Linked DNA regions of Mus musculus: regions 1 and 2 are each linked to region 3. The links are chromatin loops, found by intact Hi-C in ENCODE. Cell type or tissue: heart. All regions are shown on one strand. Links, peaks and the distances in the headings refer to the core of each region. The heading gives the core; the rest is flanking DNA. Region 1 overlaps Zyg11b (zyg-ll family member B, cell cycle regulator). Region 2 holds the start of Zyg11b (zyg-ll family member B, cell cycle regulator). Region 3 holds the start of Cpt2 (carnitine palmitoyltransferase 2).

What was found. A loop is a pair of places that touch in the nucleus more often than their neighbours do. Peaks named below come from ENCODE experiments on the same cell type or tissue, not always from the same donor. Only the 100,000 strongest peaks of a DNase experiment are listed, where the experiment ranks them.
Region 1: a loop joins it to region 3, with 2.2 times the contacts of the local background. A loop is called at or near these places in 3 of 42 quality-filtered maps.
Region 2: a loop joins it to region 3, with 2.6 times the contacts of the local background. A loop is called at or near these places in 3 of 42 quality-filtered maps.

The regions. Positions count from the first base shown.
Region 1 is chr4:108,283,876-108,294,826 of GRCm38, forward strand. All of the region lies in intron 1 of Zyg11b (zyg-ll family member B, cell cycle regulator), which reads right to left. Among named protein-coding and RNA genes, the nearest start is that of Zyg11b, 12 kb to the right of the region's middle. In heart, for the core only: a CTCF peak has its summit at 7,450; no DNase peak of the experiment used is centred there.
Region 2 is chr4:108,295,985-108,306,935 of GRCm38, forward strand. It overlaps Zyg11b (zyg-ll family member B, cell cycle regulator), which reads right to left and starts at 5,106. Exons shown (of 14, transcript NM_001033634.3): 1 at 4,907-5,106. The coding sequence starts at 4,936. In heart, for the core only: a CTCF peak has its summit at 4,986; a DNase peak (open chromatin) is centred at 5,117; H3K4me3 peaks cover 2,211 bases; H3K27ac peaks cover 1,662 bases.
Region 3 is chr4:107,917,586-107,928,536 of GRCm38, forward strand. It overlaps Cpt2 (carnitine palmitoyltransferase 2), which reads right to left and starts at 6,004. Exons shown (of 5, transcript NM_009949.2): 1 at 5,730-6,004. The coding sequence starts at 5,881. In heart, for the core only: a CTCF peak has its summit at 6,161 (motif pointing right); DNase peaks (open chromatin) are centred at 4,576 and 6,016; H3K4me3 peaks cover 2,055 bases; H3K27ac peaks cover 1,662 bases.

The DNA of each region.
Region 1 (10,951 bases), core at 2,728-10,727, 370 kb after region 3:
GTACTTATTTATAATAAATCTTTGGGCCAGAGCAAGCGGGATTTACCAGAGCAAGCACAATTTACCAGAGCAAGCAGGGTCAAGCGGGGCTGACTGGAGCAAGCAGAGGTCCTAAAGTCAATTCCCAACAACCAGATGAAGGCTCACAACTATCCATACAGCTACAGTATGTACTCATATACATTAAATAAATAAACCTGTTGGGAGCCGCGCCCACATTCGCCGTTACAAGATGGCGCTGACAGCTGTGTTCTAAGTGGTAAACAAATAATCTGCGCATGTGCCGAGGGTGGTTCTCCACTCCATGTGCTCTGCCTTCCCCGTGACGTCAACTCGGCCGATGGGCTGCAGCCAATCAGGGAGTGACACGTCCTAGGCGAAGGATAATTCTCCTTAATAGGGACGGGGTTTCGTTTTCTCTCTCTCTTGCTTCTTACACTCTTGCTCCTGAAGATGTAAGCAATAAAGTTTTGCCGCAGAAGATTCTGGTCTGTGGTGTTCTTCCTGGCCGGGCGTGAGAACGCGTCTAATAACAATTGGTGCCGAATTCCGGGACGAGAAAAAACTCGGGACTGGCGCAAGGAAGATCCCTCATTCCAGAACCAGAACTGCGGGTCGCGGTAATAAAGGTTCCCGTAAAGCAGACTGTTAAGAAGGATTCAACTGTATGAATTCAGAACTTTTCAGCTGGGGAACGAGAGTACCAGTGAGTACAGCTTTACGAGGTAAGTCTGGTCTTGAACTTTCTAAGGAAATTCAAGACAGTCTATCAGAAGTAAAGTGGAATATGTTTGGCCTTGAATTTTTTCTGGTGTTAGGAGCCCTTTTGTTCCTTTTCACATGTTATCAAGTGATTAAGATAGGGCTGAAAATTCTAGAGGAAATTCAGGACAAGCTATCAGAAGTAAAGTGGGGAGAGAGAGTAGGAACAAAGAGGAAATATGGTACACAAAATAAGTATACAGGCCTTTCCAAGGGTCTTGAACCCGAGGAAAAGTTAAGGTTAGGTAGGAATACCTGGAGAGAGATTAGAAGAAAAAGAGGAAAAAGGGAAAAGAAGAAAGATCAATTAGCGGAGGTCTCTAGGAAAAGGAGCCTGTGCTCATCGCTGGATGGGCTCGGGGAGCCAGCTCTTGGTAGCTCTGAATCAGATGATGAATTCTCCTCTGAAGAAACAGACTGGGAGGAAGAAGCAGCTCATTATGAGAAAAAAGGGTACCAGCCAGGTAAAGTGCTAGCTAATCAGTTAAGGAAGCCAAAAGCGGCTGGCGAAGGCCAGTTTGCTGATTGGCCTCAGGGCAGTCGGCTTCAAGGTCCGCCCTATGCGGAGTCCCCGCCCTGCGTAGTGCGTCAGCCCTGCGCAGAGAGGCAATGCGCAGAGAGGCAGTGCGCAGACTCATTCATTCCCAGAGAGGAACAAAGGAAAATACAACAGGCATTTCCGGTCTTTGAAGGAGCCGAGGGTGGGCGTGTCCACGCTCCGGTAGAATACTTACAAATTAAAGAGCTTGCCGAGTCGGTCCGTAAATACGGAACCAATGCTAATTTTACCTTGGTGCAGTTAGACAGGCTCGCCGGCATGGCACTAACTCCTGCTGACTGGCAAACGGTTGTAAAAGCCGCTCTCCCTAGTATGGGCAAATATATGGAATGGAGAGCTCTTTGGCATGAAACTGCACAAGCGCAGGCCCGAGCAAACGCAGCTGCTTTGACTCCAGAGCAGAGAGATTGGACTTTTGACTTGTTAACGGGTCAGGGAGCTTATTCTGCTGATCAAACAAACTACCATTGGGGAGCTTATGCCCAGATTTCTTCCACGGCTATTAGGGCCTGGAAGGCGCTCTCCCGAGCAGGTGAAACCACTGGTCAATTAACAAAAGTTGTCCAGGGACCTCAGGAATCCTTCTCAGATTTTGTGGCCAGAATGACAGAGGCAGCAGAGCGTATTTTTGGAGATTCAGAGCAAGCCGCGCCTCTGGTAGAACAGCTAATCTATGAGCAAGCCACAAAGGAGTGCCGAGCGGCCATAGCCCCAAGAAAGAACAAAGGCTTACAAGACTGGCTCAGGGTCTGTCGAGAGCTTGGGGGACCTCTCACCAATGCAGGCTTAGCGGCCGCCATCCTTCAATCTCAGAACCGCTCCATGGGCAGAAATGATCAGAGGACATGTTTTAATTGCGGAAAGCCTGGGCATTTTAAGAAAGATTGCAGAGCTCCAGATAAACAGGGAGGGACTCTCACTCTTTGCTCTAAGTGTGGCAAGGGTTATCATAGAGCTGACCAGTGTCGCTCTGTGAGGGATATAAAGGGCAGAATTCTTCCCCCACCTGATAGTCAATCAACTGATGTGCCAAAAAACGGGTCATCGGGCCCTCGGTCCCAGGGCCCTCAAAGATATGGGAACCGGTTTGTCAGGACCCAGGAAGCAGTCAGAGAGGCGACCCAGGAAGACCCACAAGGGTGGACCTGCGTGCCGCCTCCGACTTCCTATTAATGCCTCAAATGAGTATTCAGCCGGTGCCAGTGGAGCCTATACCATCCTTGCCCCCGGGAACCATGGGCCTTATTCTCGGCCGGGGTTCACTCACCTTGCAGGGCTTAGTAGTCCACCCTGGAGTTATGGATTGTCAACATTCCCCTGAAATACAGGTCCTGTGCTCAAGCCCTAAAGGCGTTTTTTCTATTAGTAAAGGAGATAGGATAGCTCAGCTGCTGCTCCTCCCTGATAATACCAGGGAAAAATCTGCAGGACCTGAGATAAAGAAAATGGGCTCCTCAGGAAATGATTCTGCCTATTTGGTTGTATCTTTGAATAATAGACCTAAGCTCTGCCTTAAGATCAACGGAAAAGAGTTTGAAGGCATCCTTGATACCGGAGCAGATAAAAGTATAATTTCTACACATTGGTGGCCCAAAGCATGGCCCACCACAGAGTCATCTCATTCATTACAGGGCCTAGGTTATCAATCATGTCCCACTATAAGCTCCATTGCCTTGACGTGGGAATCCTCTGAAGGACAGCAAGGGAAATTCATACCTTATGTGCTCCCACTCCCGGTTAACCTCTGGGGAAGGGATATTATGCAGCATTTGGGCCTTATTTTGTCCAATGAAAACGCCCCATCGGGAGGGTATTCAACTAAAGCAAAAAATATCATGGCAAAGATGGGTTATAAAGAAGGAAAAGGGTTAGGACATCAAGAACAGGGAAGGATAGAGCCCATCTCACCTAATGGAAACCAAGACAGACAGGGTCTGGGTTTTCCTTAGCGGCCATTGGGGCAGCACGACCCATACCATGGAAAACAGGGGACCCAGTGTGGGTTCCTCAATGGCACCTATCCTCTGAAAAACTAGAAGCTGTGATTCAACTGGTAGAGGAACAATTAAAACTAGGCCATATTGAACCCTCTACCTCACCTTGGAATACTCCAATTTTTGTAATTAAGAAAAAGTCAGGAAAGTGGAGACTGCTCCATGACCTCAGAGCCATTAATGAGCAAATGAACTTATTTGGCCCAGTACAGAGGGGTCTCCCTGTACTTTCCGCCTTACCACGTGGCTGGAATTTAATTATTATAGATATTAAAGATTGTTTCTTTTCTATACCTTTGTGTCCAAGGGATAGGCCCAGATTTGCCTTTACCATCCCCTCTATTAATCACATGGAACCTGATAAGAGGTATCAATGGAAGGTCTTACCACAGGGAATGTCCAATAGTCCTACAATGTGCCAACTTTATGTGCAAGAAGCTCTTTTGCCAGTGAGGGAACAATTCCCCTCTTTAATTTTGCTCCTTTACATGGATGACATCCTCCTGTGCCATAAAGACCTTACCATGCTACAAAAGGCATATCCTTTTCTACTTAAAACTTTAAGTCAGTGGGGTTTACAGATAGCCACAGAAAAGGTCCAAATTTCTGATACAGGACAATTCTTGGGCTCTGTGGTGTCCCCAGATAAGATTGTGCCCCAAAAGGTAGAGATAAGAAGAGATCACCTCCATACCTTAAATGATTTTCAAAAGCTGTTGGGAGATATTAATTGGCTCAGACCTTTTTTAAAGATTCCTTCCGCTGAGTTAAGGCCTTTGTTTGGTATTTTAGAAGGAGATCCTCATATCTCCTCCCCTAGGACTCTTACTCTAGCTGCTAACCAGGCCTTACAAAAAGTGGAAAAAGCCTTACAGAATGCACAATTACAACGTATTGAGGATTCGCAGCCTTTCAGTTTGTGTGTCTTTAAGACAGCACAATTGCCAACTGCAGTTTTGTGGCAGAATGGGCCATTGTTGTGGATCCATCCAAACGTATCCCCAGCTAAAATAATAGATTGGTATCCTGATGCAATTGCACAGCTTGCCCTTAAAGGTCTAAAAGCAGCAATCACCCACTTTGGGCGAAGTCCATATCTTTTAATTGTACCTTATACCGCTGCACAGGTTCAAACCTTGGCAGCCACATCTAATGATTGGGCAGTTTTAGTTACCTCCTTTTCAGGAAAAATAGATAACCATTATCCAAAACATCCAATCTTACAGTTTGCCCAAAATCAATCTGTTGTGTTTCCACAAATAACAGTAAGAAACCCACTTAAAAATGGGATTGTGGTATATACTGATGGATCAAAAACTGGCATAGGTGCCTATGTGGCTAATGGTAAAGTGGTATCCAAACAATATAATGAAAATTCACCTCAAGTGGTAGAATGTTTAGTGGTTTTAGAAGTTTTAAAAACCTTTTTAGAACCCCTTAATATTGTGTCAGATTCCTGTTATGTGGTTAATGCAGTAAATCTTTTAGAAGTGGCTGGAGTGATTAAGCCTTCCAGTAGAGTTGCCAATATTTTTCAGCAAATACAATTAGTTTTGTTATCTAGAAGATTTCCTGTTTATATTACTCATGTTAGAGCCCATTCAGGCCTACCTGGCCCCATGGCTCTGGGAAATGATTTGGCAGATAAGGCCACTAAAGTGGTGGCTGCTGCCCTATCATCCCCGGTAGAGGCTGCAAGAAATTTTCATAACAATTTTCATGTGACGGCTGAAACATTACGCAGTCGTTTCTCCTTGACAAGAAAAGAAGCCCGTGACATTGTTACTCAATGTCAAAGCTGCTGTGAGTTCTTGCCAGTTCCTCATGTGGGAATTAACCCACGCGGTATTCGACCTCTACAGGTCTGGCAAATGGATGTTACACATGTTTCTTCCTTTGGAAAACTTCAATATCTCCATGTGTCCATTGACACATGTTCTGGCATCATGTTTGCTTCTCCGTTAACCGGAGAAAAAGCCTCACATGTGATTCAACATTGTCTTGAGGCATGGAGTGCTTGGGGGAAACCCAGACTCCTTAAGACTGATAATGGACCAGCTTATACGTCTCAAAAATTCCAGCAGTTCTGCCGTCAGATGGACGTGACCCACCTGACTGGACTTCCATACAACCCTCAAGGACAGGGTATTGTTGAGCGTGCGCATCGCACCCTCAAAACCTATCTTATAAAACAGAAGAGGGGAATTGAAGAGATTTTACCCCAAGCACCAAGAGTGTCTGTGTCTTTGGCACTCTTTACACTCAATTTTTTAAATATTGATGCTCATGGCCATACTGCGGCTGAACGTCATTGTTCAGAGCCAGATAGGCCCAATGAGATGGTTAAATGGAAAAATGTCCTTGATAATAAATGGTATGGCCCGGATCCTATTTTGATAAGATCCAGGGGAGCTATCTGTGTTTTCCCACAGAATGAAGACAACCCATTTTGGATACCAGAAAGACTCACCCGAAAAATCCAGACTGACCAAGGGAATACTGATGTCCCTCGTCTTGGTGATGTCCAGGGCGTCAATAATAAAAAGAGAGCAGCGTTGGGGGATAATGTCGACATTTCCACTCCCAATGACGGTGATGTATAATGCTCAAGTATTCTCCTGCTTTTTTACCACTAACTAGGAACTGGGTTTAGCCTTGATTCAGACAGCCTTGGCTCTGTCTGGACAGGTCCAGACGACTGACACCATTAACACTTTGTCAGCCTCAGTGACTACAGTCATAGATAAACAGGCCTCAGCTAATGTCAAGATACAGAGAGGTCTCATGCTGGTTAATCAACTCATAGATCTTGTCTAGGAACAACTAGATGTATTATGGCAAATAGCTCAGCTGGGGTGTAAACAAAAGTTTCCGGGATTGTGTGTTACTTCCATTCAGTATGTTAAATTTACTAGGGCAGCTAATTTGTCAAAAAGTCTTTTTCAGTATATGTTACAGAATTGGATGGCTGAATTTGAACAGATCCTTCGGGAATTGAGACTTCAGGTCAACTCCACGCGCTTGGACCTGTCCCTGACCAAAGGATTACCCAATTGGATCTCCTCAGCATTTTCTTTCTTTAAAGAATGGGTGGGATTGATATTATTTGGAGATACACTTTGCTGTGGATTAGTGTTGCTTCTTTGATTGGTCTGTAAGCTTAAGGCCTAAACTAGGAGAGACAAGGTGGTTATTGCCCAGGCGCTTGCAGCTCTAGAACATGGTGCTCCCCCTGATATATGGTTATCTATGCTTAGGCAATAGGTCGCTGGCCACTCAGCTCTTACATCTCATGAGGCTAGTCTCATTGCACGGGATAGAGTGAGTGTGCTTCAGCAGCCCGAGAGAGTTGCACGGCTAAGCACTGCAGTAGAAAGGCTCTGCGGCATATATGAGCCTATTCTAGGGAGACATGTCATCTTTCAAGAAGGTTGAGTGTCCAAGTGTCCTTCTCTCCAGGCAAAACGACACGGGAGCAGGTCAGGGTTGCTCTGGGTAAAAGCCTGTGAGCCTAAGAGCTAATCCTGTACATGGCTCCTTTACCTACACACTGGGGATTTGACCTCTATCTCCACTCTCATTAATATGGGTGGCCTATTTGCTCTTATTAAAAGGAAAGGGGGAGATGTTGGGAGCCGCGCCCACATTCGCCGTTACAAGATGGCGCTGACAGCTGTGTTCTAAGTGGTAAACAAATAATCTGCGCATGTGCCGAGGGTGGTTCTCCACTCCATGTGCTCTGCCTTCCCCGTGACGTCAACTCGGCCGATGGGCTGCAGCCAATCAGGGAGTGACACGTCCTAGGCGAAGGATAATTCTCCTTAATAGGGACGGGGTTTCGTTTTCTCTCTCTCTTGCTTCTTACACTCTTGCTCCTGAAGATGTAAGCAATAAAGTTTTGCCGCAGAAGATTCTGGTCTGTGGTGTTCTTCCTGGCCGGGCGTGAGAACGCGTCTAATAACATAAACCTTTAAAAAAAAGGCCCAAGGCTGACTATCAGGATCTTCCTCAAACAGTCTCCACCTTATTCTTTGAAGCAGGGTCTCCCTGTCAAGCCTAGAGCTCACCGATGAGACTAGTCTGGTTAGGCAGACGGCTGCGGGACCTTCGGCCCTCTATCTTTTGAAGCTGGGATTACAGGTGAGCCATTGAAGCCCAGCCCTTATGTGGGTTCTAGGAATCCAAATTGGTCCTCTTGCTTATATGCTAAGTGTTCTAATGACTGCTTTCCCCAACCTTTCTCTCTTTCTACATTTTCAGTTACTGTAGGATAATTTTTATAGGCCTTACAGTCTTCATCACAATTAGTATAAAAGCTTCAGTGGCACCACAGCTGGTCAATGAAACGTGTGTGTGTGTGTGTGTGTGTGTGCGTGCGTGCGTGCGTGCGTGCGTGCGTGTGTGTGTGTGTGTGTGTGTGTGTGTGTGTGTGTGTCTGGACAGAGGCTGCCATCTTGTGTCTTCCTTGATTCCCCTTCATCTTAGGTTTGAGACACTAAGCCTAAAAAATATCAATTTGCAGGTCAGGTGATAGTGGCACACACCTTTAATCCCAGCATGTGGGAAACAGGCAGGTGGATCTCTAAGTTCAAAGCCAGCCTGGTCTAAAGAAAGAGTTCCAGGATAGTCAGGGCTGCTACCCAGAGAAACTCTACCTTGAAAAACAAAAACACAACAAAACAGCCATCAACTTGCTAGACTGGCTGGCCAATACACTCCAAGGGACCTACCCATCTCCTCCAGGGTTACAGTACCAGGGTAAGCCCAAAGCACTGTGCCCAGCTATTGACATGAGTGTGAAGTACCTGAACTCAAGCCCCCATGCTTACACAGCAGACCCTTTACCCACTGAGCCATCTTCCCAGTTCCCAAAGAAATCTTTAAATGCTAAAAGCATATATATTCTCCTTCAAAGTGCTTCATGAAAGGTATTTATCAGCATACATCAGAGCCATAAAATTGTTGTACCTATCCTTTGGAAACAATATGTTGTTTTTAAAGTTAGGGTCTCACTATGCATCACCGGCTATCCTGGATCTCTCTATTGTAGACCAAGAACCTCAAACTCATTAACATCTGCCTGCCTTTGAATCCCTGGCACTGAGATTAATTAAAGGTGTGTGCTATCACACATACCAAAACCTTTGGGTTTTGTTGTTTTGGGGCAGGTATGCACCGTCACATCTAGTTTATTAAGTGCTAGGAAATCTAACTCAAAACTTCCTACAAGCACTCTACTAACTAGCCCACATCAGCCTGTTATTATTGTTGCATATTCTGCTTGGTGTATGGAGTGGGGGATGCATGTACCATACTGCCTGTGCAGAAGTCACAGGACAACTTTAGAGTCAGTCTCAGCTTTACAGGGGTTCCTGGGATCAAACACAGATTGCCAAGCTTGCACGGCAGCGCCTTTACCAGCTAAGTCATCTTAGCAGACAGTGTTGGTATTAGAAAAGGCTCTTACTATGTAGCCCTGCCTTGCCTGGAACTCTCCATGTGAGTCCCAGGGACTAGACTGAGGCCATCGGGCTCAGTGGCAAGTACCCTTACTTAACGAATCCCCTCACTGTCCCTCCTTCTTGGAAATCTTTTTTCCTTTCCTTAAATTCTTATTCAATTATACCCCATTTTTTTTAAAATCTCACTTTAAAAACTCCTCCACTTTATTTAAGAAAAAAAGAAAAGCGGAGTCTCCCCCTGAATCTGGAGCCCACCCATTCAGACAGATGCCCTTGCCAGAAAGGCCTGGTGCTCCTCCCACCTCTGTTTCCCAGGACCAGGAGAGCAGGGGCTAGCCATGGCATCCAGCTTTTCAGATGAAGAAAAGAAAAGAAGAAAAAAAGAAAGAAAGAAAAAGCAGAAAGAGGGGCTGGAGAGACGGCTCAGCAGTTAAGAGCACTGACTTCCAGGTCCTGAGTTCAATTCTCAGCAACTACACGGTGGTTCACAACCATCTGTAATGGGATCCGATACCCTCATCTGGTGTGTCTGAAGATAGATACAGTGTACTCATATAAATAAAATAAATTTTAAAAAAAGAAAGAAAAAGAAAAAGGAAGAATATTGGGTCCCGGGTGACAGCCCAGTGGTTACGGGTACTTGCTGTTTTCTAAAGACCTGAGTTTCATTCTTAGTACCTATACTGAGCAGCTTACAACCACCTGTAACTGTAGCTCCATGGGATCTGCACACCCTTCTGACCTCCTCAGCACCTATCCACACCCTGCTACTTACTCTATTCCAAATAAATAAAAGCTAAACAAATAAATGATTTAAAGGAACACTGTTGCCGGGTGTGGTGGCACACGCCTTTAATCCCAGCACTCGGGAGGCAGAGGCAGGCGGATTTCTGAGTTCGAGGCCAGCCTGGTCTACAAAGTGAGTTCCTCGGACAGCCAGGGCTACACAGAGAAACCCTGTCTCAAAAAAGTAAAAAACACTGTTAAGCTGGGTGGTGGACAGCATCGTTCATCTTAGTACTTGGGAGTCAGAGGCAGGTACAGCTTTGTGTTCCAGGACAGCCAGGGCTAAGAGAACATCGTTAAAGTTATCCTTCGCTTCCCTATATGTAAGTGTGATTTGTCTGTATATTTTTACAGGATGACTAATACTTCATATAATCTATACTCAGCTAATATAGGACAATAAAGATGTTATCAGCAATCCATGAAACAGGAACATGGCTCAGAGGTAGAACACCTGCCTTGGAAAAAAGTTGAGTTTAATATTCAATGCTACAAAACATTTTTTTAATTTTTATTTTGAGACAGGTAGTGTAGCTCTGGCTGGCCTAGAACTCAATATGTTGATCAGGCTTTTCTCAAATTCACAGAAATTCCTGCCTGCCCCTACCTCCAAGAGAGCTGTGTGCCCAGCTACCAAAACAAAACAAGTTTTAAAAAGCAACAAAAATGTAATAAAGTTAGAAAACGGTAATGCTTTAGTGCATGACTTTTGCAAGAACTCTAGTGAATATATGACTTTAGGAAATGTATCATTAGTTGTTTTGTGGTCCTGGGGAAGCTGACACCAGGCCTTGCACATGCTGACCAAGCACTCTAAGACTGAGCGACATTCCAGACTTTGAGTTTTTTGAGACATGGGTAGTCCAGGCTGACCTGAAACTTGAGGTCCTCTTGTATCTTCCAAACATTGGAATTAAAGGTGTACTATGCTTACTAATTTAATAAATCCCTAAAGGCAGTTTATAAGAAACTGAGAACTGGTAAGCAAAATTCCAACAATAGTATCAGCCATCTGCCCTGCCAATGGCACAGTGAGGTCACTACAGAAAATACACTTAGCCAAAAAGTGGAATGCTAGATCCTTGCAATTTATTTTTCTTACATGGTTTCCTCCAATTTAAATCACTAAGTAAAGGCATTTGCTGAAAGATTTACAACCTTTGTCCCTAAGGACCTGAGTTTGGGTCCTGAGCTCAATCCCTGAGCCCCACTGGTGGGAGGAAAGGACTACTGTAAGTTGTCATTTGATCTCCAGACACACAGTCAACACATGAATAAACAATATCCTTTAAAAATAAGTAATTTCAAATAAACCACTATTATAACATGGTGAGAGTCAGAGTTTATACACTTATCTCAACTGAACAACAGCTGTCACCATTCCGGAC
Region 2 (10,951 bases), core at 360-8,359, 380 kb after region 3:
ACCCTGAACCGTTAAGTGATTTCTCCCCTTTAAGGAACTATTATACTTTTAGTTTTGTTTGGCCCTCCCTCTACTCCCTCCATCTCCCTGTCCCTATCTCTCCTCCTCCTCCCAATATCCCCTCTTCTTCTTTTTTTTTTTTATTTTTATTTCTAATTATGTATGTCAGTGTGAGTATGTGCATGTAAATGCTGGTGTCTGTAAAGACCAGAGGTAGTCCCTGGAGCTGCGGTTACAGAAGCTGTGAGCCACCCAATATGGGTGCTGGGCATTGAACTTGGGTCCCTCGGAAGGACATCAACTGCTCTTCAGCACTCTATTCCCTCCAGTGGTTTTTGTTTTTGAGACAGGGTCTTCCTATGTAGTTCTGACTGACCTGGCACTCGATACATAATCCAGGCTGGCCTTGAACTCCCAGAGATACTCCTGCCTCTGTCTCCTGAATGCTGGAGTGCTGGGATTAAAGAGTGCTCCATTGTGCCCATTTTTTGTTGTTGTCTTGTTTTGTTTTGTGGGAGAGGCTTTTTGTTTGTCTTTTTGTTTTGGTTGGGTTGGGTTGGGTTTCTCTGTATAGCCCTGGCTGTCCTGGAACTCACTTTGTAGACCAGGCTGGCCTCGAACTCAGAAATCCGCCTGCCTCTGCCTCCCGAGTGCTGGGATTAACTGTAACCAAAGTGCTTACACAATAATGTCTCGTTCTTAGCAGCTGGTAAAAACCAACCTCTGCATCAATGTTGTATACTCTGAAGATGAGACAGACTCTAACCAATAATAACAGCTAGAAATAAAAAAGATGGCTTCTGAGATATATATATATATATTCTGTGAGCTGCTAAGAGAGATGGGTATGACCCAGGAGTTTTTGTTATTTTGTTTTTCATCTTTTGAGAAGTAGGCAAGACCATCAGGCTTTCCTGAATTTCTTAGAAGGAAAGTCAAGTGCACATGTGGTCCCTCCTGACCACACTGGTCTCTTCACAACACAACTCTTATCATTTAATTCCTCAATTCTCTACTTGAGACAAGGATCGTCTCCAAAGCCGCTAATGACTATCACATTCCATGATTCTACCAAGTCTGTGGCACATTTTTAAGTATGCTAAAACCATTCACATTTAAAACTGCTCTACATACATAAAGATATGAGAAGGCAGGGACCACACCTGTTTTGCAGTCTACCATATTCCCCATGCAAACACAGTCAGATGGCACTCCAGAAACACTTGGATGAGTGAAAGGTCAGGGCTGCATCTCAAATCTGAAGTATCAGCATTGCAAGAGTTCTTGAGAGAAACACAACTCTCAGGTTCAACCCCAGACTTCAAAAATCAAACCCTAGAGGAGAGGTAGCCAGCCCAGCACACCCTCCCTGATTCAGTCAGCTCTGCCTTAAATATATCAAGTATTCAAAATGCACCATAACACTTGAAAAATATATATGAAGCTTTGTAACAATTATCTAACTATTTACTAAATATATTAAACTACTATGCAAGAAAAACATAAAAGTAATCTCCAGCTCAAATGGGCCAGTATTCTCCCTCTTCACCCTTCCCACATACTTACTGGTATACATATTTAACAAGCAAGAACAACTCTAGTTAGTTGAATATGAAGCTTAAAACACAATAATGCCCAATTATCTGCTATGGTCTGAATATGTTTCTTCCAAATTCATATGCTAAATACCTATTCTAGCCTGTAAGATGATGCATAAGGAGGAGGGGCCTTCAGAAAAGTGGTCAGATCAACTAGACAGAACTGTCTGAATGAGACTAGTGCTTTCATATAGAAGAAAGCCCAGGGAACAGCCTTGCTCCTCCATCACAGAAGAATCAGGGGAATCATGTCGTCTATGAACCAGGGCATGGCGGTGCATGCATGCCAGCACTCAGGAGGCTTGTGGCAGTAAGACACCCTTCCGTTTGAGACCAGCCAGTAGTACACGACAAGCTAGAGCTATGTAACAAGACTACCTTCAACAAAAAAGGGGGACTCAGGATGTCTCTGCTGACAGAGTCCTTGCCTAATATGAACAAGGGTTTGGGTTCAATATGCAGCTCTACATAAACCAGATATTGTGGCATGTATCCAAAATCTCAGCACTAGAGAGGCTGAGGCAGATGGATTGTTCACGACCGTCCTCCACTACATAGTGAGGTTTAAAAAAGGAGGGGTTGGTGAAATAATAGTACAAATGCTGTATGGCAATGTGTCACATGGCAATGTGTGCCTGGGACCCTGTTGCTGGGAGGCAGGGACAGGCAGAGTCCTGGAGCGCACTGACCAGGCCAGTCTAGTCAAATGGACAAGCTTTAGACTCAGGAAAGGATCCTGTCTCAGAAAATTACATAAATAAGGAGTTCAGCACACTTGCTGCTCTTTCAAAGAACCAAGGCTCAATACCCAATACCCAAATGATGGCTTACAACCATGCATGTAACTCCAGTTCCAAGGGACCTGACACCCTCTTCTGACCTCCGCAGGCACCAGGCACACATGTAGCACACATCATATACATAGGCAATACATAGGCAAATTACTCATATTTTTTAAAAAATCCAAAAAGCTAAAAAAAAAAAAAAAAAAAAACCAACTCTGGCCTCCACACACATACACATACACATGCATGCATGCATATACATGTGCATGAGTGTGCTCGAGCTTGCACGTGTGCACACAGACACAGACACACACACAAAGAAGAAGAAGAAGAAGAAGAAGAGGAAGAGGAAGAGGAAGAGGAGGAGGAAGAGGAGGAGGAGGAGAAAAGAAAGGAAGGAAGGCAGCCAGCCCCTTTCAAACAATAAATGTGGTGGTCCCTATCCCTGGATTTTCTATGCTCCAAAGTTCATAAAAATTTCTGTTTATTAGCTAGCCAGCTGATGGTATTTTATTATAGCAACCTAAATGGACTAAGACAGTATCTTTCTCACCACACAAGCTATTACACCTCCTATTTCTTCCATCCTTCCAGGTAGTAAACATGTCATCCTTCACTACAAATCTTTTTCCCCCAGAGAACAGTTTCTCTGTGCAGCCCTGGCTCTTCTGGAACTCTATAGACTAGGCTGACCCCAGGGATCCATCTGTCTCTGCCTCCCCAGTGCTGGGCCTAGAGGAGCACCTGACTTTCACAGCCGATCTTAAATCTCTTCCCAGTCACACTTAAAGTGAAGTTTTCTTCTTCTTTCCCAAATGAGCCACATAAATTCTATTCATCTTTTAGGCCCAGCTCAAATCACGCCTTTGACTCCCCATCCTTTGAATAACTCATTCAGTCTCCGTGGAAAGGCCTGCATTTCCAAAAGTCTAACAGCCTGGTACCTTCTCCAGCAGGATGGCTCTCTAGTCTGAAAAGAATCATCACTACATCTTATTCTACTCCTTTTTGCACCAAAAGACGCTTCAACTCACCCTGAGTAGTCTGCAAGGTGCCTCAAATTTCAGTGGAAGACTGCACTTGACAGGTGGGGAAATGAGATCATAAATCAAACCATTCAAGAGTCTACCTGACCTGGGCACTGGGAACTCAGGGAATTAAGTAAGGCCCAGTTGTTTCCAGACTCTGACTCTCCTTGGGAAGGAACAGAACAGCACACAGTAACAGTGGAACAAGTGAGAGGCAGTCACTGGGAAAAGACAATGGAGGATCAGCAGAGTCAGGGAGCGAGGGAGTGTTTCCCGGTTAAACACCAGACGGTAGGTTACCTTCCTAAAAGTCAGATGGAGGGAAATACAACCTAGGAACTTATGATTATCAACAAGTCTTTTTGACTAGAATGTATTATTTCCTCCCAGAGATCAACATTTATTTTGTATAGGATAGAACAATGCTTTCAATATATACACAGCAAAACGCGGATAACACTTAAAAATGGGACTGTAGTCACAGCCATTTTGAAGCAGAGGAAAATTTGCAAAGAAAGGGTTTCTCCAAGAAAGGACAGAAAGGACAGGACAAATACAACCTTTCGGAGGAAGGTATTCGAAAGACTGTCACAATCTGACTGCCAGGCTGATATTCAGACCTCAAATGCCCTTGGTCTCTGCCTCCTAACAAAAACAAATCATGTGCTCTGAGCAACAACTGTCAAGCCTGCAAATTACAAAAGATTTTTAATTTCCCTAACGGTAACTCCACATGAAAACACATTCAAAATAAAAATGTAACAACCCTTTTTGGCTATTTCTGTCAAAAGGCCTGATAATCACATAAGGCTACAGGATGTACTCTGTAACACACCCCACTCAGGTTTTTGCAATGACACTAAGTAGTAAAGCTTCCAGACTATTCTTCCATACCGCCAATCTCCCCTCACTTCCCCACTCCAAAACAGAACGGAGAAAGAAAGGTTACTAATCTGTATGTACCCGCCCAACAGCTCCCGGGTAGCAATTGCCTTCCAATTGCTCCTGCTTAGCCCTCTGAAACCTGCACAAGGAAATGGGGACAGATGTGTGAGCCGGCGACGGAGGACATCCGACAAGGGGCAGAGGAAATGCGGATGGTCGAGGACCAAGGGGAAGAGGGGGCGCCGGAGATAAAATGGTGAAGAGGGTCGAGGAGGGAAAGGAAGCAAAGTGTGGGAAGGAAAAGTGGGGGGTGGGGGTGACTAACGACCATAGAGGAGAAAGGTTAAAATGGTTGAGGAGAAAGGGGAGGGTTAAAGACAGGGAAGGGGGGACGAGGAGAATGCGAAGGAGGCTGTCACCGGGGGACAAAAGGGTGTCACCGGAAAGAAGGGGGATTAAGGGATGTCTCCCAAAGAGGTTTGCTCCTACTGGTGGATGGGGAACGCGAGCCGGAGGAGACAGAGGGAGGGTGCAGGAAGAAGGGTGAGACGGCTGCCCGGCGTCCTCGGGCCACCCTGCGGGGGGTGGGGGGCAGGCCGCGCTAGCTCACCATGGCTGCGTGGGCCTGGTCCTCCGGCATGCAGCCTCGGTCCTGCGTGCGGTGGCAGGCGGAGCCCGAGCCCGCCGCTAAGATCAGCCGGCTCGGGGGCTCCAGGAGGCTCGGGTCAGGCAGCGGCTCCGGGCTGGGCCCAGGCCTCGGCCTCGCTCTTCTGAACTACAGCAGCCGCTGCCGCAACCTGACCGAAACACAGACTCCGCCTCGCTCGCCGCGCCTGCTGCGCCCCGCCCCCCCGCACGAGGTCCCGCCCCTCTCCCTGAGCCTACCGCGCCCTGCCCCTTAGAAGTCCCGCCCCTCTCTCCCTTGCATGTCTCGCCCCGCCCCAAAGTGGTCCCGCCCCCTGAAGACCCCGCCCCGTCCCGGCGTAGACTCCATTCTCAAACGCCAGCCCTTAAAGGGGCCAACGCCCTCTGACGAGGCTGTAGTCTTTCCGTTTGGAAGAGCTTTAAATCTTACCTCCAGAAGACTGCAGCGCTTACCCTCATTCTTCAAAACTTAACTTCTGATTCATAGTCATTAATTTTTTTTTTTAGTCATTAATTTTTGTTGTCAACGTTCTTAGTGATTTTAGCATTCTGTTACATGATGTTGTTTTGCTGTTGTTTTCGTTTTGTTTTGTGAGAAAGAGTCCCTCCACATAGCATATGTTAGGCAAGTATTCTGCCTGCTACTGCGTCACATCCTCGGGCCCCACAATCTCAATTTTGACTATGGAGCTTTCCCTCTTTAACCTGCTTTTCTTTTTTCTTTTTAAAGATTTATTTATTATTATATCCAAGTACACTGTAGCTGTCTTCAGACAGCACAGAATAGGGCATCAGATCTCATTACAGATGGTTGTGAGCCACCATGTGGTTGCTGGGATTTGAACTCAGGAAGAGGGGTCAGTGCTCTTAACCGATGAGCCATCTCTTGGCTGCCTTCTTTTGATCTTATGTAAATGGTGTTTAGCTATGCTATATTTTTCCACCCTCTAGGTAGCTACTTCAAGTCCCTCTTCTCAGGCCTCCGATATTTCCTTCTTCATGCTCATTTAACTAATCATTTTTGCCTTCAAATCACTGACAAAGTAAATGGACAAAACAGAACATCTATATAAGTTTCCATCACTGACAGTGACTTCCAGACTACCTATAACTCCACTTGTATACTTTTTCCTTTCTGTAGCCCAGGCTAGCCTTCACTATGTAGTCCAGGTATGCTTCAACTCTCCATTTCTCTGCTGTGGTGGTTTGAATAGGTATGGCCCCCATAGACTCCTGTGTTTGAATGCCTGGCCCATGGTGGTTGGTGATACTAGGAAGAGTAGCCTTGTTAGAGGAAGTGTGTCACTGTTTCTCCAGAGCGCACACTTCTGGAGACCTAACCCCCTAGCCTCTTGCCACTGGACCATCTTCCATTTTAATCACTATCAAGTATACAGGTCAGGCAGGATTAAGTACTGGTGAAGCCATCGCCAAACAGGCACTCCAGAAGGCTGCCACTTGATTGTTTCCATCGTGTTTGTGGTAGTGGGAATTAACTACAAGGCTTTGCACATGCTGTGCAAGTGTTCTCCTCTTGGGCAACATCCTCAGTTGTTCAGACTCTGCCGCTCTTGCAAAACTGAATGTCTATCCCTATATTCTTTCTCACTGTCCCTTGGCAAGTACTGTGCTACCTTTTGTTGGAGGTTGCAGCAGTGCTGGGTATTAAGTTGATGACCTCACACACGCTATGCAAGCTCTCTACTACTGAGACACACCCAAAGCTAGCATAGTCCTGATTTTTAATCTCTGTGGATTTGATTACTCTAGTGATGGTTGTTTGGTGGGAGGCTGTGTATTGTGATGCTAAATTCTGTACTAATTCTCTCATTTACCAGCGTTTGTTGTGCAAACCTTGTTCCTTAACTTAAAGCTATTGGTTAAGTAAAAATGGTACAACCAATTACTGGAGGGATTAGAGGTAGGCAAGTTTTGAGTTACCTGGCTGATTGATGTTTGCAGAGAGAGAGAGAGAGAGAGAGAGAGAGAGAGAGAGAGAGAGAGAGAGAGAGAGAGGAGAAGAATGAGAGGGAAGAGACAGACAGAGAGAGACAGAGAGAGAGACATAGAGAGAGAGAGAGAAGGAGGAGGAGGAGGAGGAAGAAAAGGAGAAGGAAGAAGGGGGGTGCTGGAGAGATGGCTCAGTGGTTAGGAACACTGACTGTTCTTCCAGAGGCCCTGAGTTCAATTCCCAGCAACCACATGGTGGCTTACACCATCTTGTAAACTGATCAGGTGCCCTCTTCTGGTGTGTCTGAAGACAGCTACAATGTGCTTATATACATAAAATAAATATTTCTTTTATAAAAGAAGGAGGAAGAGGAAGAAGAAGCTGCCATGAAAAGAGATGGCTCATGAGCTCATGGCCAAGAGAAACAGCAAGTATTTGGGGTACACTGCTGGGGAAGCAGCCAGGCCAGCAGTTAGAAAAGTAGGAGGCATTCATTAGCAAGCTAGACAGGAATGAATTTAAATTAGTTGAACTACACTGTAGATCAGGTGTGTGTGTGTGTGTGTGTGTGTGTGTGTGTGTGTGTGTGTGTGTGTGTGTGAATGTCGGGACTGAGTCCTAGACAGGTCAGACAGACATGCTAGGCAAGTGTTCCACCACTGAGCATGTCCAGCCCACATGATGGTGTTTTGTTTTGTTGGGTCTTACTAGCTCTGGCTGACCTGGAGCCCACTATAAAGACAAAGCAAGCCTCCAACTCACAGAGATCCATCTACTTCTGCATCCAAAGTGAAATTAAAATTGTATATCACTACACTGTTTTTTCTTTATATATATGGTGTGTGCAGGTTCATATGCCCATGTGAAAGCCAGAGGTTAATATAAGGTGTCTTTCTTTATGGTGTTCCACCGTGTGTGTGTGTGTGTGTGTGTGTGTGTGTGTGTGTACAGGTACATACGTGTGTGACATGGAGAATGGAAGTCAGAGAATATCCTTTGACAGCTGGCTTCCTTCATCATGTGGAACCCAGGGATCAAACTCAGGTCAGCAGGCTGAGAAGTACGGCAAGCACCCACCACTGTACTCACCAGCCCTATCCCTCCTCTCAGCTTGGTTGGGGGTCTTGAGAAAGGGGTGTTTGGGAGCAGCAAAAGACTGACTAGAAGTGAAATCTTTGGTGCAAGCTGGCAGCCTTGTAGTCTGCTCCAGACGGCTCCCTTAAGCAGCTCTCTGTAGATAACTCCTCTGTAGTCTGCTTGAGAGAGATCTTTCCTGAAACACCTCTCTCTTGCCAGAAAAAACTCTAAAAGCTCTCTGGGTAGCTCATGGGTTTTCTGACCAAAATCAGAAAAGCTACTCTGAAAAAAGTTCTTGGGTTTTCTAGAAAAGATTCTAAAAGAGCTGTGTTAGCTCTCTAAGTAATTCTTGGGATTTCCAACCAGGGTCAGAAATCCAGTTATAAAAAATTCTATGAAAAATTCTAAAAGAGTTGTGTTCGCCCTTCATGGATTTTCTGACCCAAATCAGAAATCCTGTTTGGTTTTTTTTTTTTTTTTTTTTTGGTTTTTCGAGACAGAGTTTCTCTGTATAGCCCTGGCTGTCCTGGAACTCACTCTGTAGACCAGGCTGGCCTCGAACTCAGAGATCCACCTGCCTCTGCCTCCCGAGTGCTGGGATTAAAGGCATGCACCACCACGCCCGGCTTGTTTTTTTTTTTTTTTTTTAATCTTAAAGAGAAATATGTTCATTCTCCAGAGATTTTCAAACAGCTCAGCTCTTGATAGAAAACATTCTGAAAAAAGAACTGCTATCAATCTCTGCTACCTCCCATCATGCTGACCAAAAGTCCAGTCTTTTATTTGCATATCAATTCAGTCATTTACTCCAGGTTCCCTCTAGATTATCCCAACATGACCTTAGCCCCTTGACTCTTAAAAATACAAATGAGGGAGCTGGAGAGATGGATCAGCAGTTAAGAGCACTGACTGCTCTTCTGAACATCCTGAGTTCAAATCCCAGCAACTACATGGTGGCTCACAACCATCCATAATGAGATCTTGCTCCCTCTTCTGGTGTGTCTGAAGACAGCTACAGTGTACTTACATATAATAAATAAATCTTTAAAAAAAAAAAAACAAGACAAGACAGGACAAATGAATTCAGAGAACTGTCTTTGTAAGCACAGACAATAACCTACCTGGGTGGGATCCCATCCTGAGATTACCATTCCAACCATGCCTGAACCTAAATTCAATCTGTCACAGGCTGACCTTGAACTCAGGAATCTGCCTGCCTTTGTATCTTTCTGACAAAATGTCTCACAGTTCAGCTGCCTCTCATCCTTTAGATCTGTGAAGCTCCTTAAACAATTTATATTGCATCCTTCTCTCCCAGACTCATGTTGTCTCTGATTATCATGAAGTAGTTAACTTTGGCTGGCAGAGAGTACCCTTCCCGATAACCTTGACAGGGAGAATATTTCCCAAAGGAGAAACATGAAGTAAAACATATATCTTTTAATACAAACAAGCCTCATGCCCGGCAACTGTCAACACTTGTGAAGGCCCATGCCCTGCTGGCTCTGTTCCAGAGGCAGGAAACCATGTCACACCATCCCTTCCACATGGCCAAGCAGGACTCGGTAGGGTACTTAATAAGTTCTAGGCCATCCTAGGCTATAAAAAGCCAAGACCTTGTCTATAAATAAATAAAATGGCCAAGTATGGTGGCAAGCTCCTTTATTTCCAACATTCAGAAGGCAGAGACAGTGGGATCCTTGTGAATTCCAGGACAGCCTCATCTATACTATGAGTTCTAGACTGTCTGGGGCTACACAGTAAGATCTTGTCTGAAAGGCTGGACAGTGGTGGCACAGGTCTTTAAAGACAGAAGGAGGCAGATCTCTGAGTTCAAGGCTAGAGACTACAGAGCTAGAGACCCTGTCTTGAAAAACAAACAAACAAACAAAAAATTAAACAACAATAATCTTGTCTGAAAACAACAACAGAATTTGGAGCATGAAGCTAAAGTTGATATGTAGTCAGTGAAACAAATTAGGAAGTCCAAAAATATAACCAATGTACATGGAAATAACATGATCAAGATAGAATATCAACCAGGCATAGTAATCTCAGCACTCAGGATGCAGAGGCAGGCCGATCTCTTGAGTTTGAGGGCAACCTAGTCTACAAGGCCAGTCCAAGACAGCTGGGGATGTTATCCAGAGAAACCTTGTCTTGAAAACAAAAACAAAATAAAACAAATAAAAAGATAGAATATCGGATCAATAAAGAAAAGGAGGGGCTGGTGAGATGGCTCAGTGGGTAAGAGCACCCGACTGCTCTTCCAAAGGTCAGGAGTTCAAATCCCAGCAACCACATGGTGGCTCATAACCATCCGTAATGAGATCTGACTCTCTCTTCTGGAGTGTCTGAGGACAGCTACAGTGTACTTACATATAATAAATAAATAAATAAATCTTAAAAAAAAAGAAAAAAGAAAAAAAGAAAAGGAAAGGGTGAAATTGTATTGGGTGTCACAGTACGAAGTTAACTACCTAGAAATTTTTGATATGAATCTATACAACATACTATTCAGCAAGATAAACTAAAATGTAAAGAAAAAAATGAAATAAAAATATTGGGAGAAATGTTTCATAATTTTAACATGAAGAAAGTACTTTTTTTAAAGATTTATTTATTTATTATTTATTATATGTAAAGTACACTGTAGCTGTCTTCAGACGCACCAGAAGAGGGCATCGGATCTCATTACGGGTGGTTGTGAGCCACCATGTGGTTGCTGGGATTTGAACTTCTGACCTTCGGAAGAGCAGTCGGGTGCTCTTACCCATTGAGCCATCTCACCAGCCCGAAAATACTTTTAAATACAAAATAAAACCTAATGCTATTCAAAGGGGGATGAAGAGACAGTTCATGGGTTAAGAGGTCATATTGCTACTGTGGAAGACCTAGTTCTCAGCACTCCTGTGAGGCAGCTCACAATGGAAGACCTAGTTCTCAGCACTCCTGTGAGGCAGCTCACAAATGCCTGTATCA
Region 3 (10,951 bases), core at 1,340-9,339:
AGCCAATATGCCAGTTCAAATTTGCTATTATAACACACTTACTCTTTTAATAATACCCCACTCCCAAGAAGAACCCATCTCCAGGTTTTTTTTTTTCTTTTTCCTTTTTTTTTTTTTTTTTTAAAATTAGGTATTTTCTTCACCATCTCCAGGTCTTTCTCTACCAAATTCAGTGGCAGGAGCCAGGAAGAGGGCCCAGTGAGTAAAGGCACTTGCCTCCAAGCCTAATGACCTGAGTTTGATCTCTGGGGACCACAAGATGAGAAAGAAGCTGCAATTTGTCCTCTGGCCTCCTCTACCATACAGCACATGCATGCACTTGTGTACATACACATGTGCACACACAGACAGACACATATAAGTGGGTTTTTTTTTCCAATTTTGTGACAATTCTTACTTATTTTTCTCCTCATCAAACTGAGAGCTCATTAATGGATAATTGAAATTGTTATCATATAGAAGATACAGCTAGAAACTCTCCAATTATCCTGTGGGTTTTGACATCATCATGTGTTCCTTCCCTCCCTCCTCATCCTAAACATTCATGTATTTTCAGGACTGTATGTATAACTGCAACAGTTTATTGCTCTAATTTGGCCATTGCGACCTTTATGGTTCCTCCAAGCACAGATGGAGTGAAATCAGAATCGTTAGGTTATTGCCAACTGCAAGTTTATTCTCTTTATAGATGACATGCTGGAAAATGTCTGACAGTTGCCATCCAATAATCCTGAATTCACCTTCCAGAAGGAAGATCAGGGGCTACAAAGGGGAGGCAGACAGAGTGGGATGTGTCTAACAAGGGCAGGCTTTGAGGGGAAGGATGATAAACTGGATTTGACAGTAGTGATGGCTGCAGTGCTGTGCATGTGCTAAAAATGATACACTGGAAAACAGTGAACTCTGGGCAGCAAAAAGGCTGGATCAGTAAAGTGCTTAAGCAGGAGGGCCTGAGATTGAGGCCCTAGAACCCACTTTTTAAAAAGCAAGTATGGCAGCATATGGGTGCAATGCTAGCATGAGATGTAGCTGGAGACAGGGGGATGTTTGGGGCTATCAGACTAGTCCACCCAGACTGTCTTGTTGTAAGGACAGTTTTTGTTTTGTTTTGAATGGTTTTTCGACACAGGGTTTCTCTGTGTAACCCTGGCTGTCCTGGAACTCACTCTGTAGACCAGGCTGGCCTCAAACTCAGAAATCTGCCTGCCTCTGCCTCCCAAATGCTGGGATTAAAGGTGTGCCCCACCACTGCCTGGCCTGTAAGGACTGTTTTTAACTGTTAACTTGACACAGGCTAGAATCACCTGGGAGTAATTTCAATGGATTCGCCACCTGAGGATTTACATTTAATATGACTTACAAGATTAGGATTCTAGTTCTTGCGCCCAGCAATTGAGTTGCCACTGACTCTGAACTAAGTTTGTGTGGTGTTTTCCTTCACGAGGAGGATCAACTGGGTTTCAGGAGAAAGATACAGCAGCAAAGTGTGGGTTTGCAAGAAGTGCACCCCAAAAGGCTGTGGAAATTCTGAAGTACGGGGTTGGCATGGTATCAACCTGCCAGTGGGAACTTAGTGAGCTGGGTGGAGAGATTTCGGAGCTGACTCAGAGAGTCTCCACGAGATTAGAACAGGTCGGCCAGCCTGTGGGAGCCTACCGGTGATAGCATGGATTTGCCCTTTTATTATTTCATGCTACAGAGCTGTCTAAGTTGGGGCAGTCTGCAGCCATGCCTATGAGGAATTTTCATAGGCTAATGAGGTGGGAAGACCCACCCTGAATGTTGGCTTCCAGCCTCCTGGCCAGATCTTTGTCAACCCAGTGAAAAACCAGTAAGCCAGGACTAAGAATTTCTAGGAAATAGCAAACAATGTTCATTGTCTTTGGTCACCAAGAGATGGGTGTAAGCCATGCTTTATGTGCTGGCTGCCTCTCTGCAACCATGAAGAGAAAGCCGGCTTGAGAATGAAATCACATAAGTGAAGCGCTCAACAGGAAGGCAAGACAGCACCGGCGTGGGTTCAGGAAACCTGTGTGAGCTCATAGATGCCGTTACTTGAGCCAGTTTAACTGGACTTTCTGCAACAGGTACAAAGACTCTTATAATAACAATCTTCTTTTAATAGTGTTCCCCAACCATCCTCTCAGTAACAAGATCAAGACAGGAGAGCTCTGGTGATTCATCAGGCCTCAAAAGAGGTAGAGCCAGGGTCTGGAGAGAGAGATGCTCACAGCAACTTTGTCTTAACCTCTCGTGTTTTCCTGTCCCACCCCATCCCTACCTAACAGACATTTGCCCTAATAAAAATGAAGGGGGCCGGGCGTGGTGGCACATGCCTTTCATCCCAGCACTTGGGAGGCAGAGGCAGGTAGATCTCTGAGTTCAAGGCTAGCCTGGTCTACAAAGTGAGTTCCAGGACAGCCAGGGCTACACAGAGAAACCCTGTCTTGAAAAAACAAACAAACAAACAAACAAACAAACAAACAAAAAAGATGAAGGGGAAATGTTGGGCAGATTCATCTCCTGTGTAAGCTACTGAGTCACCTGCTCCCATACCCGGTCTGCACCCCCAAAGCAGGGACTCTGGCATTCTTCCTGCAAGAACACAGATAAAATGCCTTCTCTGTCTATAGGATCTAATTATAATTGGGGTAGTGTTCACAAGAGTCATTTAGGAATAAAGTTATTCTGGAAAACAAGAAGTCTGGCCTAGAAGACATGCCTTTGGAGCTCAGAAATTAGTTTCTACCCTAGTGCCAGCCCCCTCCTCTGAAAACAAACAAACAAACAACAAACCAATCCACACTACTACTCTATGTTCTCCATGGAACAGAGGGACTTTCCTGGTCCCTCATCCTGAAGTGAGAGTTAGATACTTTGTGTGTCAGCAATTCTGGGCTCGTAAAATATATTCTCTCTGACACTCATCGATGTCACACTTGGCAAGGAGCCCTGACCTTGAGGTCAGATGAACTTGGTTTCTGATTTATTTATTCCTAATAACTACCACTCTTGTCTCCCACATGGGTTCCCTACAGAAGGTGCCCATTGGTTTGAACACCAGCTATCACTGTAGGTGGTTAAATGAGAAGCAGCAGATAACTGGCATTTATTATCATGGTTCCACTGTAGATCTAATACAACTCCCCAGAAGGTCTCTCCCCACTAACCATTCCAGCCACAAACCAGCAAGGCCTAAATGGTGTAGCTCTGTGCTAATGTCTACCTCTCGACCTCTCTATGTACAACACTGTTTCAGCACCTTCTCCTGATGTGCAGCTCTGTTCTTCCTCCCACTTGGTAAACGTCAAATTCTAGATCAGTGTCACCTCCTCTATGGGGCTTCCCTCACCCACCGTAACATTAAGTCACTGACAGAGCACATCAGTTGCCATCTTGTTCCAGTTACCATGCTTATGAATGCCTACTGAGTATTCTGTGCCAAACCTGCACAAGGGCTTTGTATGGCGTGTTTAATTCTAATTCCTCCCTGGAACTGGAGTTACAGGCAATTGGGAGCCACTGGATGTGGTACTAGGAGCAGAACTCAAGTCCTCTGCAAGAGCAGCGATCACTCTTAACCACTGAGCCATTTCTCTATACCCCTGATATGCATCTCTCAGTATCTACAAGAACAAAACCCACAGCACCTGAAAAAGTTTAAGCAGATGATAATTCCAGGGCTCCTTCTAGACAGAGTCCAAGGCCACTGAGGCTAAAATGAAGCAGTGATAAGGAGGAACAGAGGGTGTGGCAATGGTTTCCTTATCCCAAGGGCCTCCTAATAGTCAGTCCAAAGAGCTGTGTTGCCATTCACCTCATTGAGGACTGTGGCTCTTTAACTGCAAAACTGCAGCCCTAATGGCAAATACACATCAGAAACGAAGTTCTGCCTGACCTCAAGGTTAGGGCTCCTTGCCAAGTGTGACATCGAGAGAGAGTATATTTTACTAGCTCGGAATTGCTGACACAGAAAGTCTCTCATCTAACTCCCACTTCACGATGAAGCACCAGGAACGTCGGCTGCTCCATGAGAGCATACAGTAGTAGGGTGGATTGGTTTGTTTTTTGTTTGTTGGTTTTGTTTTTGGAGGAAAGGGGCTCGTTGGCTTTTTTCCCAAGACAGGTTCTAAAATGTAGCTCTGGCTATCCTGGAACTCACAATATAGATGAGGCAGGCCTTGAACTCACAGCCAGCCTCCACCTTCTGAATGCTAAGATTAAAGGTATGCACTACTACCCTTGACTAGTGATAGTATTTATAATTCCAGGAACCTGCCACTACACCTGACAAGCAATATTATTTATACTTCCAGGATCTTACAGACGTTTGTGCTGTGGACAAGACTAAACTATGTTGAATATTCTTACAGTTTTCCAATTCTAAACTACCGACAGTCCACCTGATCTTAAACCTGGGTAAGGCACAGGCCTGCCTGAAAGTCAGTGCCCATCTGACTCAGCAAATGAAAACTCTCTTTCCCAAGCCCTCACCTTTCCCCTACATATTAATGCAGCTCACACAGGCTGTCTGGAGAAGCCAGGTCACACCCTCATCCTGCAATAGCAAAGTCCCTTTCTCTTTCCCCCTCCGTCCTGCTGAATTCAGATAACCTCACTGTAGCTGGTCTCACACATAAGCACACTGGGTTCTTGCTGAGAAGGCACGGTGGGCAGATGACACTGGGTTAAATAACTGCTGGACACGGAGGAAAACAAACCCCACAGCAGGGAACAATACCATGGTACAATGTGTGTCTTTTCCCGGATGGAGCAGGAAGGATCACTGGCAGCTGGGCCAGGACAGTGAGGGGGATTTGAAACAGGTTTGGAGCTTGGTTTGGGAAATAAACAATGAATGCAAAGACAATTTAGGTTTGGCTTAGAGTGAAGGTAATTTCTATTCTGGCAACCTAGAACAAAGCTGAGAGATCAACGAGAAAACTAGACTCCAGATTTAAGGAAGTACTGGGTATTGGGGACAGGGGGTGACGGACATGGAGGAACACTTATTAGGGCTGTTTGAATAGGTCAGGTAGTGTGGGTGAGGTGTTGGGGACCACCCGAAAGAGTGCTGAGGAAGGTTTGGTGGGTATGAAAAAGTTCTAGGTTAAGGCTGACCTTAGAAGATGGAGCAGAAGATGGAGAATGCTAAAATGAGGATAAAGATGTGCTTGCAGCAACGATGGGACACTACCAGAACAGGTACTGGAAGAGGAGTGGGCTGGGTGTTCTCAGCAACAGGTAAAGGTGAATAGGGGACACTGACCCGAGGGAGACCCATGTTAGGAACTGGCTATCCTCCCTCAATGGGGGTGCCCTATATCTTTAATCTCAGCACTCTACAGGCAGAAGCAAGAGGATCTCTAATAGGCCATCCTGGTCTACAGAGCTAGTTCTAGGGCACACAAACCCTCAAAACAAAACAAGGAATTGACCACCCTAGTAGAAAGGATTCGGGTGATTTTCAGGCATTAAGTGTGTAGGGCTCAGGATAGCTGTCTGAAAGATTAATGGAGCGGGCAGGAGTTTGTAGGATTCAAGATGAACTTGTAGACGGGAGGGTTGCGGAGGAGACTTTAAAGTTTCTGAATCTTCTGAGCCAGGGAATTTTCAAAGTCTCAGGCTTTCCAAGCTGGGGAATGTGACTGCCTCCAGGGCCGGAGGTTCAGGGCAAGTCCTAAGCACCAGGAGTCGGGTCTGGGCCGGGGCCAGGAGGCTGGGCTCACCTGGGCAGGCTGTCCTGGTAGTGCATGGTGGGTACGATGCTGTGCTGCAGATACTCGGCGGGCCCCGAGACAGCACTTAAGGGCCGACTAGGGGCTCCCAGGACAAGCGAGGGGCACCGGGGCCAGTCACGCAACAGCAGGCGCGGCATCATCGTCCCGGGCGGCAATGGCGGCTTGAGGACGCGGTGGCTGAGGGAGTTCCCGAGCAAGCAGGCCGCTGCCCTCAGGCCCGGGACACCCGTAGAGACTTAACGTCCAGTTCAACTCCGCCCACAGGGGCACTTCCGGGCACCGATAGGCGGTGGCCCCGCCCACACTTGGCCTCTCCCAGAGCCCGCCCACATCGTGGCCACGCCCAAGAGGCGGCCACGCCCACCTGGGCCGGAAGCGGTCTCTAAACTATAGTAAGCCCAGCTTCTTGCCCGAAGGTGGCAGGCATGTAACTCTGAAGCTAACCTCTTTTCCTTTCACAGAACTGGATAGAAATCAAAAGTAGAGAAAAAAGAAACGCTGAAACTTGGCATTTGGCAGACCTATCCTTGTCAAGGCTTGGTCTCTAGAGACCAAGAACATTTCAAACCTTTGTCTTCTAAGTAGAGAACAAGATCAACAAACGCCTCCACAGTTCTAGATTTACTGAACAATAGTCATACTTATTTCACCAATATAATTTGTTAGGCAGAATACTTTACTCATACTAGGTCCGTGTAGCATTCCCCAAGCCTGAAGTCTTTGAAGTGTGTGGCTTCGCGGGGCGGGGGGGGGTGGGGGTGGGGTGGGGTGGGGGGGGGATAGGGAACTTTCGGGATAGCATTTGAAATGTAAAGAAAATATCTAATAAAAATATTATTAAAAATGTATAACTGGAAATTGGGGGTGCATGCCTGTAATCTGAAGGAGAGGCAGAGGCAGAGTGTCAAGAATTCTAGCCTATATTCAGCTACATAGCGAGTTGGAAGCCATCCTGGGCTACACGGGACTGTGTCTTAATCAAAACAAGAGGAAGGAAGGAAAAAGAATGTACAGGAACCAGAAATGAGCATCCTTTTTCAGATTGAATATTTCAAAGGAAAAAAACAAAACAGGTTCCCTACCAAGAGGAAACCCTTGTCCTCTAGTTCTGGGTGTCTTTTAGCCTCAGTCCACCGTAGGAGGCTACCTGTCAGCACACATGGGTCCTGAAGTCCCAAACTTTTCAGGAATTCAAAGATTCTTGAACGTGAACATCCCCATCCATCGCTAAACCACCACAGGCAAGCAACATATACCATACCCCTCTGGTCTCTGCCTCATCTGTAGCTAAAGAAGTAATAGGTTCTGCTACCACTTATTTTACATAGTGAATTATTCTCACTTGAAGCACAACAGAATTCCATTCTGGAAACACAACCTTCCTTTAGCTCCAGCTGTCTGTCAGGACCCTGTAGATCTGAAGCAGCCAAGTACATTTTGTCTGTTCCATAAGTAGGTAGGCAGAGCCATGAGCTGGAACACATCCCAAAGGGCACTGGATTTGGAGTTCAGGGGACCTGAGTTTGTTTCTCGGGCTCTGTCCTTATTTAGATGACCAGCAGTTAAACAGGAAACTCACTTACCAGCTCCATACTGAAGAACTTTTCTTCATTGACTGAAGAGCTAAGCACAGAATTCAAAGCTAGTGGGAACCAGGGATGTAACTCAGTGGGCAGGGTGTTTGCCTAGCATGCATGAAACCCTAGGTTTGATCCCTAGTATCACATAAACCAACCAAATATGGTGGTGCATGCCTGTAATCCCAGCACTGGGAAGGTGGAGGCCTGAGAATTGATTCGATGTTGACGGGTGGGATGGCTCAGGGAGTAAGGTCCTTGGCACTGATGATGATCTGAGTTAAGTCCCTGAGACACAATGGTGGAAAAGGAGAACAGACTTGTGAAGGATGTCCTCTGACCTCCACACACAACATAATAAAATGGCAATTTTAAAACAAAATTTTAAAAATACCAAACTTCTAATTTTCCTCCCTTGAGAACAGACCTATCTGGCCCAAATTCAAAGTATCAGAATCTCTTGTCTGTACTGTAGAGTGTCATAGGAAGAATATAAAATCCTTTCTGAAAAAGTTCATTTGTCAGGCCAGGAATGCTGGCCTTTAATCCCAGCCCTTGGGAAGCAGAGGGAAACGATTCTGTGTGAGTTCGAGGCCAGCCTGGTCTACAGAGTGAGTTCCAGGATATCCAGGGCTACACAGAGAAACTGTCTCAAAAACAAAAGATCAGTTGTCTCCAAATCCTAGTAGTTTTCAAAACCTTGAAACCTGTGGGGATACTGTCGTCCCTTGAGTGGCGCACCACAAAAGTGACTGAGCCACAAAAGCCATCAAAGTGAACGTTCTTAGAAACAAGAGACTTTAACTAGAGAGGAGGAGAAAGAGTTCACACTTCAACGAAAAGATCCAGCTGGTAAAGGGAGACCGAACCCAGCATAAGTAAACAGCCAAGTAGTCAAAGAAATGAGAAAGTGGTACCTAGAATCGGCTGGGCTTGAGTCCTGAGTTGCCAAGTTCCACCAGGCTTTACCTAGAACAAACACTGCATGACAGTATGGTTGTTAAAGGAGAACCCTAAGTGCAGGGGGAACTTAACCAAGCAGGCCCACTGTCTACTGGACTCTCCCCATGTTTCCACACTCACCCATGATGACTGTACGCCTAGATGGGATTCCACTGTTGCAGATGTCCCTCAAACACTTTGGGACAGGGACGTACTAGAGGACATGGGTGTCATCCTTACAATGGGCGATCAGGCCTTCTTTGATGACATTGTGGAACATGAACAACTGGGCCTAACTGGCCTCCTAAAGGGGATCACCACCAATCCTAAGGGACACTGCCCACCCAGAGCCTCCTTCCATCATGGTATCTGACCCCATACTGCTGGCCTGGCTGTCAGATGTCAATATCTGGGTAGATCAATGGCCAATCATTGAACCAAAATTTTTCTCTCTCAAAGAACTGATTGAGGGAAAACTTAAACTTGGTCTCATAGAACCCTTGACCAGTAGACCCTCATCTTTGTCATAAAAAAAAAAGAAGTCAAGAAAATATAGACTCTTACAAGATCTGAGAGCTATCAATGAACAAATGGAAGAAATGAGGATGGTTCAGGTGGGAATGCCTCATCCTGGTGCCCTCCCACCCTTCTGTCACAGGCTAGTGATGGAGATCAAGGGCTGTCTTTTCCAAATCCCCTGGCACCTAGGACAGATGTGGCTTTGCCTTTACAGTGTGGGAACCTAATATGCAAAACCCAGCTAGGAGACACCAATGGACAGTTCTCCCACAGGGAATGAAAAATAGTCCCACCATCTGCCAGCCTTATGTGACTGAGGCACTACAGGCCTTGCAAACATCTTGCAAGATCTTGTGCCACCTGCACCCCAAAAGTTATTTTGATCGTCCACTATATGGACAATATTATGCTGGCACATCCTGATTCATCTCTTTCACAAGGAACTACCTCACAGCTCCTGAAAGACTGAGAAGAGCTTAATCTGTGGGTTGTGCCCCCTCCCCCCAAAAACTCAGTGCCCCCATATGCCTTTCTGGGATTCTCCATTTCTAAGCAGATTAGACCCCTGACTTCTCTATTTCTCAGACCTACTCCCTCGTGGGGCTTCAACAGCTGTATGGGACTATGAATTGGGTAAAGCCATTTCTCCTGACCCCCAATCAAGAGATGAGAAGTCTCTTCTCACTATTGGAAGGTCCTGAAAGCCCCTCAGCTAAGATCATCCCTACCCAGGATGCTAAGAGACTCCTGCAGAAGGTAATAACCTGCTTGTCTTGCCTTAAGAGACATAACCCTTTGAGGCCTTTGCTGGCAATAACTATGTGGACCATGGAGGGTCTCCTAGGGGCCCTGTGGCAAAATAGCCTCCTCATGTAGTTGCACCAAGATCACTCAGAAATACATAAGATCACCTCCAAATATGAAATCGCCTTTACTTGCTCTTAAGGTGAGGGGCTTGGTGAGAATTTATAATAAGGAACCTGATAAGACAATACAGTCCCTTTTCTCTTAAGCACTCAGTCTTTTTTTTTTAAGATTTATTTTATTTATTATATGTGAGTACACTGTAGCTGTCTTCAGACACCAGAAGAGAGTATCAGGTCTTGTTCTAGACGGTTGTGAGCTACCATGTGGTTGCTGGGAATTGAACTCAGGACCTCCGGAAGAGCCGTCAGTGCTCATAACCGCTGAGCCATCGCTCCAGCCACACTCTCAGTCTTTATGAGCAGATTCCCTTAGTTGTCACGAAATGATGGCAGGCTTCCAGGACACTCTCGATAACCACCCACCCCAGATAACCATCTGATGGCCCTTCCCCATTTACCTATTGAAATTAAGCCCTACAGCCTATCCAGTTCTAGCCTGATCCCTAAGGCACTGTGGCCTTCTCAAATGCCAACAAACAAAGACACGGATTTTACTACAGAGACCAGGCTTTAAGGCTATACTCACATCCTTCCAAACCCTGGATCAGTCCAATGAGGGGAGTTGTTAGGGCTCCTGAGGATCTCTGAACTCTGTCAGGCTGATCCTGTTAATATATTTTCTGACAGCCAATATGCAGTACAGGTTGTTCGAACGCTATCATTCTTCTACATAAAAGATCAGAATCACCCCATACATGTCCCTATGAATCCCTTAAGGAGCCCTTGAGCATAGGGCACCATGGTTCATTTCTCACATCAGATCCCACTCCAGGCTGCCAGGAATCTTGGCTAAGGGCAGGGATATGACTGACTTAATGATAATGACTGTTGACCAGGGGCTCTTGGAACAGGTGAGAGCACTGCATCAACAATTTCACCTTTCCCCACAAAACTTACACAAGCTCTTGCCAGATTATCCATGAAACAACAAAAACATCTTGCAAGATCTTGTGCCACCTGCACCCCATTTGCACCATTGGAGTCCCTCAATTGGGGAGATGTCAAGCCAAGAGAATTACTCTCCAATGCTATGTGGCAGATGGGTGACTTACTATACCTATTGGTAATCTTAGATATGTACATGTTATTGTAGATACTTGCTCTTTCTTTGTATATGCTGTGGCCTTGGTGGGAGAAACAGCCTCCCATGCCATCAAAGCTATGAAATCTGCTATGTTAGATTATGGGTATGCCTTGGACTTTGAAGACAGATAATGACCCCGCCTATGTCTCTCAACAATTCAAT